2 separate regions of the Homo sapiens genome follow, and region 1 is linked to region 2. Evidence: chromatin contacts called from ENCODE Hi-C data. All regions are on one chromosome and are shown on one strand. The core of a region is the stretch at or near the end of the contact, and the rest is flanking DNA. Distances in the headings are between cores, read along the strand shown. Region 1 has its middle 15 kb from the start of SRD5A3. Region 2 overlaps KDR (kinase insert domain receptor).

Region 1 (5,323 bases), core at 235-2,734, 250 kb after region 2:
TCTGCTAGTGTGCCTTTGATCATTTTGAACATATTTATTTTATACTCTTTCCCACTGTCATTCAGTTATCTCAGTTTCTTAGTGTTCTGTATTCTTGATTTTTATCACTCATAGCATATCACTTCCCCATGAGTTCTGTGCCTTTTTAGGAACTCATCTTTAATGTGAGTTTTTTTTTTCTCTCTCTGACCATCTTTTCCAAGTGGTTTGGTATTTGTTTGTGCTAGACAGAACTATCAAAAGCTTAGACTGATATTCATGTTACCTTCTCACCTGAGAAAGATGACTAATGACAGAACCGGTAACCAGGAAATTAGATCTGAGGTAAACAACTAGAGAGCAGACAGGTTGATATTTTTCCCCTTCCCAAAGTCCAAGCTTCTACAGACAAGCCATTTTTTAAATCTACCTCTGCCAGTGAATAGAGTTTTTTTTTTTTTGACTCATATTTATACATTTTTTAAATCAGAAGGCTCCAGATAAATCTTATAAACTACGCATTATTGGTTTAAGATATAGATGATAGCAGCAGGTTAACACTCCTGCCGTAAGAAAGAAATAGAAAAAAACATGCCAGACACGGTGGCTCATGCCTGTAATCCCAGCACTTTGGGAGGCCAAGGTGGGTGGATCACGAGGTCAGGAGTTCGAGACCAGCCTGGCCCTTATGGTGAAACCCCATCTCTACTAAAAATACAAAAATTAGCCAGGCATGGTAGCAGGTGCCTGTAGTCCCAGCTACTCAGGAGGCTGAGGCAGAAGAATCGCTTGAACCTGGGAGGCAGAGGTTGCTGTGAGCCAAGATTGCGCCACTACACTCCAGCCTGGGCAACAGGGTGAGACTCCATCTCAAAAAAAAAAGAAGAAGAGAAAAACATAAGCAAAAACAAAAACCATATTTTAAGACACTGAAAAAACTACAGAAACAAAATCTAGAGAAATTAAATTCCAGAGAGGGAGAAGTCCTTCCTAGGAAATTGGCAGTCACTTCTATTCTGTTGCTCTATGTGCAACAAGAGTAAGAGTAAAGGGTGGAGTCTCTCTGAGGGAAAACACTGACTTCAATCTCTATGGTCCTTTTATACATAATGTCTGACATATAATGAAAAAGTATGAAATGTGAAGCACAAAAAATTGTGACCTATAATCAAAGGAAAAACAGACACTAGAAGCAGATACACAGATAACTCAATTAAATAGACAGATATTAAAGATATTGATCTTTAATGCTTATGCACCTCATAACATAGCTTCAAAATACACAAAGCAAACTGACAGAAATAAAACGAAAGACAGACAAATCCATAATCATTGCATATATTAATATATCTCCCTTAGAAAATGGTAGACTAAGCAGACAAGAATATCAGTAAGGATAAAACCGTCCCTATGAACTTTATAAAATAAATCAGGAAATAAGGGAGAGGCGGGAACAAAAATAAACCGAGCTTGCAACACATTTAGCATTTAATCATTAGATCAGCTTCCTCTCTGACCCACTTCCTCATAGTTGTCTGCCTATTGTCTTAGACTCATGTAGGCCCTAGATTATAGTTCTCTTTAACTGCTCTATAAACAAAACTTATTAAACATTATGCAACATTAAGTTTTCCTTTTGAGATATGGTTTCAGGTCCTGAATACCGGTGAAACTACTGACATCAGCTGGTCTGAAGGACCCCACAAGGAGGTGACTCTCCAAAGAATGCAGTGTCTACATCCTGATGATTTCATCCCCCTTACCCCAACCAATCAATGACACCAATTTTGCAGTCCCTTCCCCTTCATTGTCCCCTTAAAATCTCCAGCCCAGAACTCCTTGGGGAGATAAATTTGAGGGTCTCCTCCTATCTCCTCACTTAGTACCCTGTGATCATTAAACTCTCTGCTGCAAACCCTGATGTCTCAGTGTATTTGTATGTTACTGTGCAGTAGGCATATAAACCTGTTGATCTTTTAACAGGATATAAAATATTTGAGTACTACTAACCAACTTGATTCCATTGAAATTTACAAAATACTATACTCAAATATTATAGAACACACTTTCTTTTCAAGTACATGTAAATATTTACAAAATACACCACATTCTGGAACATAAAGCAAGTCTCAATACATTTCAAAGCATTGAAATCATATAAAAATATTTATTGACCAGTGTAATTGAACTAGAAATCAGTAACAGAAAGATAACTAAAGAATTCAAAAATGGTGGAAATTGAGAGAGGAAGTCACAATGGAAATTGTAAATTTTATTTAACTAAACAATAATAAAAAATTTTCGGCTGGCACGGTGGCTCACGCCTATAATCCCAGCACTTTGGGAGGCCAAGGCAGGCGGATCATGAGGCCAGAAGATTGAGACTGTCCTGGCTAACATGGTGAAACCCCATATCTACTAAAAATACAAAAAAAAAATTAGCCAAGCGTGGTGGCGGACACCTGTAGTCTCAACTACCAGGGAAGCTGAGGCAGGAGAATGCCATGAACCCAGAAGGTGGAGCTTGCAGTGAGCCAAGATCATGCCACTGCACTCCAGCCTGGGCGACAGAGTGAGACTCCATCTCAAAATAATAATAATAATAATAATAATAATAATAATAAATTTTCTATCAAAATTTGTGAGATGCAGTTAAATCAATGCCTAGAGGAAAAACAATAGTTAAAATGCTCATTAGAAAAAAATATATTTTATTTCAATCATCTAAGCTTCCATCTCAAGAAGCTAGAGGCCTTGTAAAGTAGCTCACTCCTGTAATCCTAGCACTTTGGGAGGCCAAGGCAGGAGAACTGCTTGAGGCCAGGAGTTCAAGACCAGCCTGGGCAACGTAGGAAGACCCTGTCTCTCAAAAAAATTTTTTTTAATTAGCTAGGCCTGGTAGCACAAAAAACCTGTAGTCCCAGCCACTCAGGAGGCTGAGGTGGGAGAATTACTTGAGCCTGGGAGGTGGAGGTTACAGTGATCCATGATCACACCACTGCACTCCAACCTGTATGATAGAGTGAGCTCCTGTCTCAAAAAAAGAAGCCAGAAAAAAGTGGCAGATTACACTCAAGAAATTAGAAAGAAGGGAATACAAATCAGAGCAAAAAAAAAAAAAAAAATTCAACGAAATCAAAGACAAATATAAATAGGGGAAAAAAATCAACAAATCCAACAGTTTGTTCTCAGAAAAGATTAATAAAATTTTATAAAACTCTAGCAAGACTGGTAAGAAAGAAAATACAAATTATCAATGTCAGAAAAGAAAAATGGGACATAACTTGAGATCTCTACTGACATTTAAAAGGATACAAGATTATTCTGTATAACTAGATATTAACAACTTAGAAGAAATGGATAAAATGCTTGAAAAAAACACAACTTTCCTAAACTGATACAAAAACAAAAAGTGAATAGTCCTATATCTGTTTTTTAAAATTGAATCCATAATTTAAAACCTTCCTACAAAAACATCCTCAAGCTCAGGTGGCCTCACTGGTAAATTCTACTAGCATTTAATGAAAAATTAAGCTATTCATATATAAACTCTTTCAAAGACAAGAACAAGAAGGAACAATTCCCAGCTTGTTTTATGAACTCATATGACCCTGGTACCAAAACCTGACAAGGACATTACGAGAAAATAAGTCTTCAAACCAATATTCCTCATAAGCAAAGATACAAATAATCCTCATCAAAATATTAACAAGTCAAACCCAAAAATATATTTAAAAGTATATTAAATAATGACCAAGTGGGGTTTATCCCAAGAATGCAGGTTGGTATAATTTCTGTAAATCAATGAAATTAATCACATTAAGAGAATGAAAGGAACAATGTGGTTGTCGCAATAAACACATCAAAGTATATAATAAAATTCAGCATCTTTCATGATTAAAAAAAAATCAACAAACTCGAAATAAAAAAAAAAAACTTCTTCAACCTAATAAATGGTATCTGTGAAAAACCTGCAGCTAACATTATACTTAATGATGAAAGACTGAATGCTTTGCCCTTAAAATCAGGAACAATGCAAGAATATCTGCTCTCATCACTTCTATTCATCATTGTACTAGAAGTTTCACTCAGTACATAAGGCAATCAAAATAAATAAATGCCATTCAGATGGTAAAGGAAGACAGTTTTAGCCCTTATTCACAGATGACATGATTCTAAATATAGAAATCATAAGGTAGTCACAACCTCTTAGAACCAATAACTACATTTTGCAGGATCACAATCCACAAGGTCAATATTTTAAAAAGCAATTGTTTTTCTACATACAACCTACAAAGAGTTGGAAATGACATTATTAAATATCTTTGTCATAAACATCAAATACCTAGAAATAAATTTAAAATGTGTAAGGGTTCTACACTGAAATTTTAAAAATATTGCTAGGAAAAATAAAGAATAAAGAGACAGATCACGTTCATGTTTTGGAAGATTTAATATTGTCGAGATGATCATTGTTCCCATATTGATCAAATTATTCAATGTAACTGAAATGAAAATCCCAGCAAGAATTTTTTGGAAACTGACAAGCTGAATCTCAAGTATATATGGAAAACAAAGGGCCTAAAATAGCCCAAGATAATGTTGAAAAAAACCATGCTGAAGGATTTACATTATCATATTTCAAGACTTGATATCAAACCATACTAATTAAGAGAATGTGGCATTAGTGTTAGGATACATAGATATATGGAATAAAAATGATTCCATAAATAGACCAACACATATTGGTTACTTGATTTATGGTGAAGATCCATGCAATTCTGTAGGGAGAAAGATAGTCTTTTCAACAGAAGGTGCTGAAGCAATTGAGTATCAACAGAGAAAAAACATACATATTTTTGGCCCTCATCTAATACCACACACAAAATTTAATTGAGATAGTTCATAGATCGTAGATTTCAATGTAAAAGATAAAAGAACAAAACTTCTAGAAGGCCAGGCATGGTGGTTCAAGCCTATAATCCCGCCACTTTGGGAGGCCGAGGAGGGAAGATCATTTGAGCCCAAGAGTTCAACACCAGCCTGAGCAACATGGTGAGACTCCATCTCTACAAAAAATTTTTAAATTATCCGGGCGTGGTGGCTTAGATCTGTAGTCCCATCTACTCAGGAGGTAAGGCAGAAAGATTACTTAGCCCAGGAGTTCAAGGCTGCAGTGAGCTATGATAGTACCACTGCACTCCAGCCTTGGTGACAGAGCAAAACTCTGTCTAAAAAAGGGAAACAAACAAAAAACTTTTAGAAGAGAACGTAGAAGACTATCTTCATGATCCTAGGATAAGAAAAGATTTCTTAAATATGAATTAAAAGCACTAACCATAAA
Region 2 (5,496 bases), core at 286-2,785:
GTCTTGAACTCCTGGGCTCAAGCGATCCTCCCACCTTGGCCCCCCAAAGTGCTGGGTTTTTAGGTGTCGGCCACTGTGCCCAGCCACCCCCTCTTCCATTTTAGAAATGATGGGTACAGTAATGCAACCTTGCAAAGGGATTCCTTCAAGTTTTTCAATGTTCTTTAATAAAATGACATCAATTGCTGAAAGCATTATGACCTTTGTTATGCTACATAATACTGATACAAAATGTGAATAGTACAAAGTTCATTATATATAAGGCTTTAATATATTACATTTGTTTCTACATAAACAGACTATAAATATATGTGCCATAGCATGTCTTATAGTCATTGTTCCCAGCATTTCACACTATGGTACCAAACAAAAAACACATTTTCTTTTTTGAAAAAAAGGACAGAACAAGGGCAAAAATCAGTAGAAATAGCTCTATATGTTAAAAGTCTAAATAATACAATAGATGTTATAATTTGGGCTATAAAATAATTTTGAAGTCTGGCTAATAATCATTCAGAGAGTGAACAAACCCAATCAGGTTTACTGGAGTAGAGGCCAAATAACTAAAATACTGATGGGTTGCGGGGTGAGAGTGGGTTGGGGACAGGGGGAAGAACAAAAGGGTAAAATCCTTCCTGAAACTTTGACACCACACACAGCTTCACATTGAACCTCCCGCATTCAGTCTCAGACATATCACATCAGGACAGATATGAGGGTATTCATTCCAGAAGAAACCAGAAGCTGGTTTGTGCAGTCAGAACTCTTCAACACGGCAGGGAGCCTTGAGCTGAATGTCCTTTCTTTGTGGTATTCTGAATAAAGGATCAGCCTGGGAGACAAGGAGCCAGAGCTGCATCATTTCCTTCCTGGGGCTTGGCCAGGAGACACGTAACGGTCTGGAAGGAACTCTCATTAGGAGTCAGAAACAGCACAACGAACTCTACTTTAGCCCAACTCGAAGAACACGCAACCTTCTAAAACCAGAAACCCCGTCTGAACCCTTTACATTTCAGAACAGACCCCATGCCCACCTCCACCAGAGCAAACACAATGCATTTGCAGGCTCCAGTACTCTCCAAAGCAAGGTAACGTTAGTCTTCCTTTCTATCAATCCGAATTCCACACTTAAGGCTTGGCTTGGGACCCACGTCCTAAACAAAGCCTCTTGGATAGACTCAGCCCTGCAAATCCTTCCCATCTTCAACACCTCGAACACTTACATTGCCTGGTTTATCTTCTAGTTTTACAGAAGTGTCAGCTCCCCAGGTACTGCTACTTCTTTGAGGATGGGGCCATTTCTTGAACGTCTTTGTTCTAAACCCATGGTGAGACCCGCAGCAGGGGGCATGATAAATGCTTTTTAAATGAATGAAAAAGAGGATCAGGTCAACACTGGGAGAAGACACAGACACATTCTTGGGTCACAAGCCTCTTCCAGGATATGCCTAGAAGACTGGCTCCCTGCAGTCCGAGGTCCTTTTTCTGTTGTCGAAATGAAAATCAAATGCGGCTACTTCCTGCTGGTGGAAAGAACAACACTTGAAAATCTGAGCAGCACCTCTCATGTGATGTCCAGGAGTTGGGGGTGTGGATGCTTCCTTTTAAACAGGAGGAGAGCTCAGTGTGGTCCCCGAGTCAGGCTGGAGAATCTGGGCTGTGCTACCGGTTTGCACTCCAATCTCTATCAGCTTTAAAAGTTCTGCTTCCTCACTGGAGTACACGGTGGTGTCTGTGTCATCGGAGTGATATCCGGACTGGTAGCCGCTTGTCTGGTTTGAGCCTTCAGATGCCACAGACTCCCTGCTTTTGCTGGGCACCATTCCACTGCAGAAGAAATGGCAAACAAAGGAGTTGGCAGAGAGAAGACAATTCTTTTGCTTTTTACCCTCACCCCATTCCCAACTCCATATGGCTGCCATCTCCCTGGAGACCGCAGCCCCGTATCTCTCCCAGTTGTTAATCAGCATAGCAGGTTTACAGGGACAAGGTCTATTTTCAGGTACTCGCATGAATTAGTAGTTGCAGATAAGTCCTCTTACTCAGGTCCAAGTCTTTCAAGCCTCAAATGAGATGAAAGGCAGTTCTCTCGAGTTATGCAAAGGCCCCAACTGATGGAACATGTTTATGGCCTCGCAGATTGACAAATTTGTATACAGTGACAGGCGCCAAAGGGCCACTTGCATGATATTCAAGGAAATTGGGATGTTCTTAAATTTCACTTGTGCTTTTCCTATTGTGGCAATTTGGGAATTACGGGGCATGTGTATGGTTGTAATAAAGCTCTTGAGCAACTTTAAACTTTAATAACTTGAAGCATGTGTGCAGTCAAGCCAGACATATCAAACGCTGCTTTTTACTCATCAAAACCACATTCCTTGGAAGGACTGAGAACCCCTGTCACTCAGCAGCAACTAGAAAATGTTTTCAATGGCATGGAATCCTGACAGACGGTAATCATGTCAAAGCCTAGAAATGCAGGCTGTGTTGATCTAAAACTTCAGGATTTACACTTTCACAAGCCATTCTAAGGTGTTTTTTCCCGGTAATAGGTGTTTTCCCCAACTTCTTCATGTTAAAACTGCAAAAGGGAATTTTAGTAACTCGTGTTTATACATAGTTTAAAAGTTACTTCAAATAATGAGAAATACAATTTTTTCTTTCAATTCAACCCCAACAAAACTAATGTAGGTGTCTCAAGCAATGGCATGGTGCTCTGCACATGATACTTGCCGAATAAACATTTTTTGAATCAATGAATGAAACATATCATTGACTTTCACAATTTCTTACCTTGGGCCTTAAAGAAAACAATAAAATAGCACAATGGCACCTTTTAATATGTTGGGGTTTTTTTTGTTTGTTTTCTTTTTGGTATGAGCATTATTCAAAAACCCATGAGTATTCCCATTTTATATAAAAGATTATAAGCAGATCAAAACCTCCTCTATTCTTACCTTTAGGTAAGAATACTCTAGCAAATAAACTCCAGCAAATACATAACTACACTTATTCTATTATTCTTATAAATATAGATTTTCATTGATTTGTTATGTTAAGAGAACGTACACGTATTCAAGACACCTACAAATTCCTACTGAGCCATAGAAGGGAGATTATATTTAAAACTAATTTTAATACTTTTCTCACAATGAAATACTTCGAATTCAGACAATAATATTTAAATGTCTCAAACAAATAGATATTGGCTTATTTATATATCATACTTCTTAAGCACAGATGCACCCATTTGTATACAGACTTAAAAATTCTTCAGAGTCCACAAAGATTGTAATCATATTGACAGCTTTACGGATCACATCCAATCACCTTTTTCATTTAGCCATTACTGACCACAGTAAATATACACAGAAATTCCCTAGTATTCATGAATTCTCATAAAAATTGACCAAATTCTCTAATTTATTTCAGATTATTTTTAGATTTATCACTTAATTTTATTGTGTGGTTAGTTTCCATTCTTTATTTGTTAAATTGATGCTAATTTCTCCAACCAACAAAGACCCCATAGGGAAAATTCTGCACTTACACTGAAAGTCCTAAGTTCCTTCCAAAAATTCCTATTGAAATTTGTCTTTTTAATATGGCTGAGTCTTACCCAAAAGATGGAGATAATTTGGTTCTGTCTTCCAAAGTTTTCAGCTCTTCTGAGGCAAGAACCATACCACTGTCCGTCTGGTTGTCCTTTTTAAGAGACAATGAGATGGCACAGTTAATTGAGCATATAAAATGACCAACTATTTAATTAAGCTGATTTCTCAACCCATCTATCATGTCTATCAAATAAGGTCCTGTGGAAGAACATAAAGGTATCATAGCCACAAATTGTCCAAGCTACAAAAGGAAGCAACTGCTTCCTATGAGTAGACACAGGCCAGGGAGAAGAGAAAATTTACAAATCAGCAGCTGAGAATGCCTGTTACCATCGCTGTCTTCACTATGACACTACTTGCACTTTAGTGAAATTGGTCAGAAAGCTACACTGTCTTGAACCTTGGACCAAGGGCTTTACTTATGAAAAAAACAAAGTTCCATCTCCATAATGACCCCATGATACACACACTCGAGGGCAGCCTTCTAATGAGGCTCCAAAACTTTAATGCTTAGGCTAATATTTATCTAGCTAGTGTTTCATCCTTTGTATTATTTCTAAGACTATTTTTAAAAGACGTACTTACATCTGGGATTACTTTTACTTCTGGTTCTTCTAACGGGATATCTTCAAATGTTTTTACACTCACAGGCCGGCTCTTTCGCTTACTGTTCTGCAGATACTGACTGCAAAAGAACAAATATTTATATTTTAGTGGTGGTATATTTGACTGCAGATCGGCTACCTAAGTTCATTATCTTTCAACCACAAACTTAATAGCAACCTTCAAAACATCCTTTAGAAAAACAAAACAAAATAAAAATCTTTCTCTGCTAGCACACATGGAAGGCTTAATTTCCTGAGAAAGTACATTTAAAAGTATAATATAACTGAGGAGTCTCGATGAGCCTGTTCTTTTGAATCCTACTTCTGAGGTCCAGTTCTGGACTAAAGACAACAACAGCAGATGGAGTGATCAACTGCCTTCTACTTGGCTTCCTGATTGCATGGGATTCCTCCATCGAGCTCTGGATATATTACTGAGTGTTTCACATCTGTCTGGCCATCTCCTGGGAAAGTTTTTCTGGATAATGCTCACAGAGCAACCATTCAATGAAAGATAGGCAGAGGAAACATCTGAAGGTCTCCTTAAAGGATACTGAACCCAGCAGTGATTTGAAGACAACCTCTTCCTCCTCCATGTAACAGAGGCTTGGTGTGCAAAGAGAAGGTGGGCTGAGTCTCACTGTCCCCTCGTTTTCGCCCCCAGAGTTGCTGTCTCAGGAAAGAGCAGTGGTTTGAGAATAACAAGATATTTTGCCTATTTCAGAGTCTACCACTGACTGCAGAAACTTGAGAAAGTCATGAATATTTCTGTGACCCTCTTGTCCCATCTATAAGATGTGTTGGCAGTAGCACTCCCTCCCCAGCTCACAGGGATGTTGGGAAGATGAATGACATAGAGAATGTTGGGCTTATTGCTCTTAGGAAGAATAATGCCCTCTTCAAACAAAGCTCATTTTTCTCCTTTGACTTCCAAAGCTTCCTTCAGGAGTCCAAAGAATAAGACTTGTTGAACAACAGATCCTCTCCTTCTTGAGAATGCTCCTTCCCGGCCGTGTGGCTTTGGGTGAGTCTAGTTGATGCTATCAAAATCACTTACAGCCCAAGTGGAGGGAAGGGAAGTCCTATTCACTGGAAGGGCCCACCGAGACAGAAAATACATTCTTCATTCCTATACCAGCCTACTTCCCACTACAAGCAGACTTCTGGAACATGCTGCATAGACCTTGGGCCAAAGGAGAAGAATGGAAATTAATTCTCTCTCCCCTACCCCAAGAGGCTGGTTCCTCCCTATAGAGAGAGGAGAGAATGAGATTTTC

The links. A loop is a pair of places that touch in the nucleus more often than their neighbours do. Pooled maps may share reads with other maps.
Region 1: a loop to region 2 is called in a map of posterior cingulate gyrus, with 2.8 times the contacts of the local background. The contact joins two enhancer-like sites. A Hi-C loop is called at or near these places in 3 of 168 maps with a recorded cell type or tissue (dorsolateral prefrontal cortex, head of caudate nucleus and posterior cingulate gyrus) and 9 of 50 pooled maps.

The regions. Positions count from the first base shown.
Region 1 is chr4:55,328,912-55,334,234 of GRCh38, forward strand. No RefSeq gene overlaps it. Among named protein-coding and RNA genes, the nearest start is that of SRD5A3, 15 kb to the right of the region's middle. Within about 2 kb of position 1,485, at least 2 of the 41 ENCODE cell types and tissues checked have a DNase peak (open chromatin) inside an H3K27ac peak, as active enhancers do.
Region 2 is chr4:55,078,337-55,083,832 of GRCh38, forward strand. KDR (kinase insert domain receptor) reads right to left here. Exons shown (of 30, transcript NM_002253.4): 28 at 4,200-4,299; 29 at 3,620-3,705; 30 at 145-1,827. The coding sequence ends at 1,605. Among named protein-coding and RNA genes, the nearest start is that of KDR, 45 kb to the right of the region's middle. Within about 2 kb of position 1,536, at least 6 of the 41 ENCODE cell types and tissues checked have a DNase peak (open chromatin) inside an H3K27ac peak, as active enhancers do.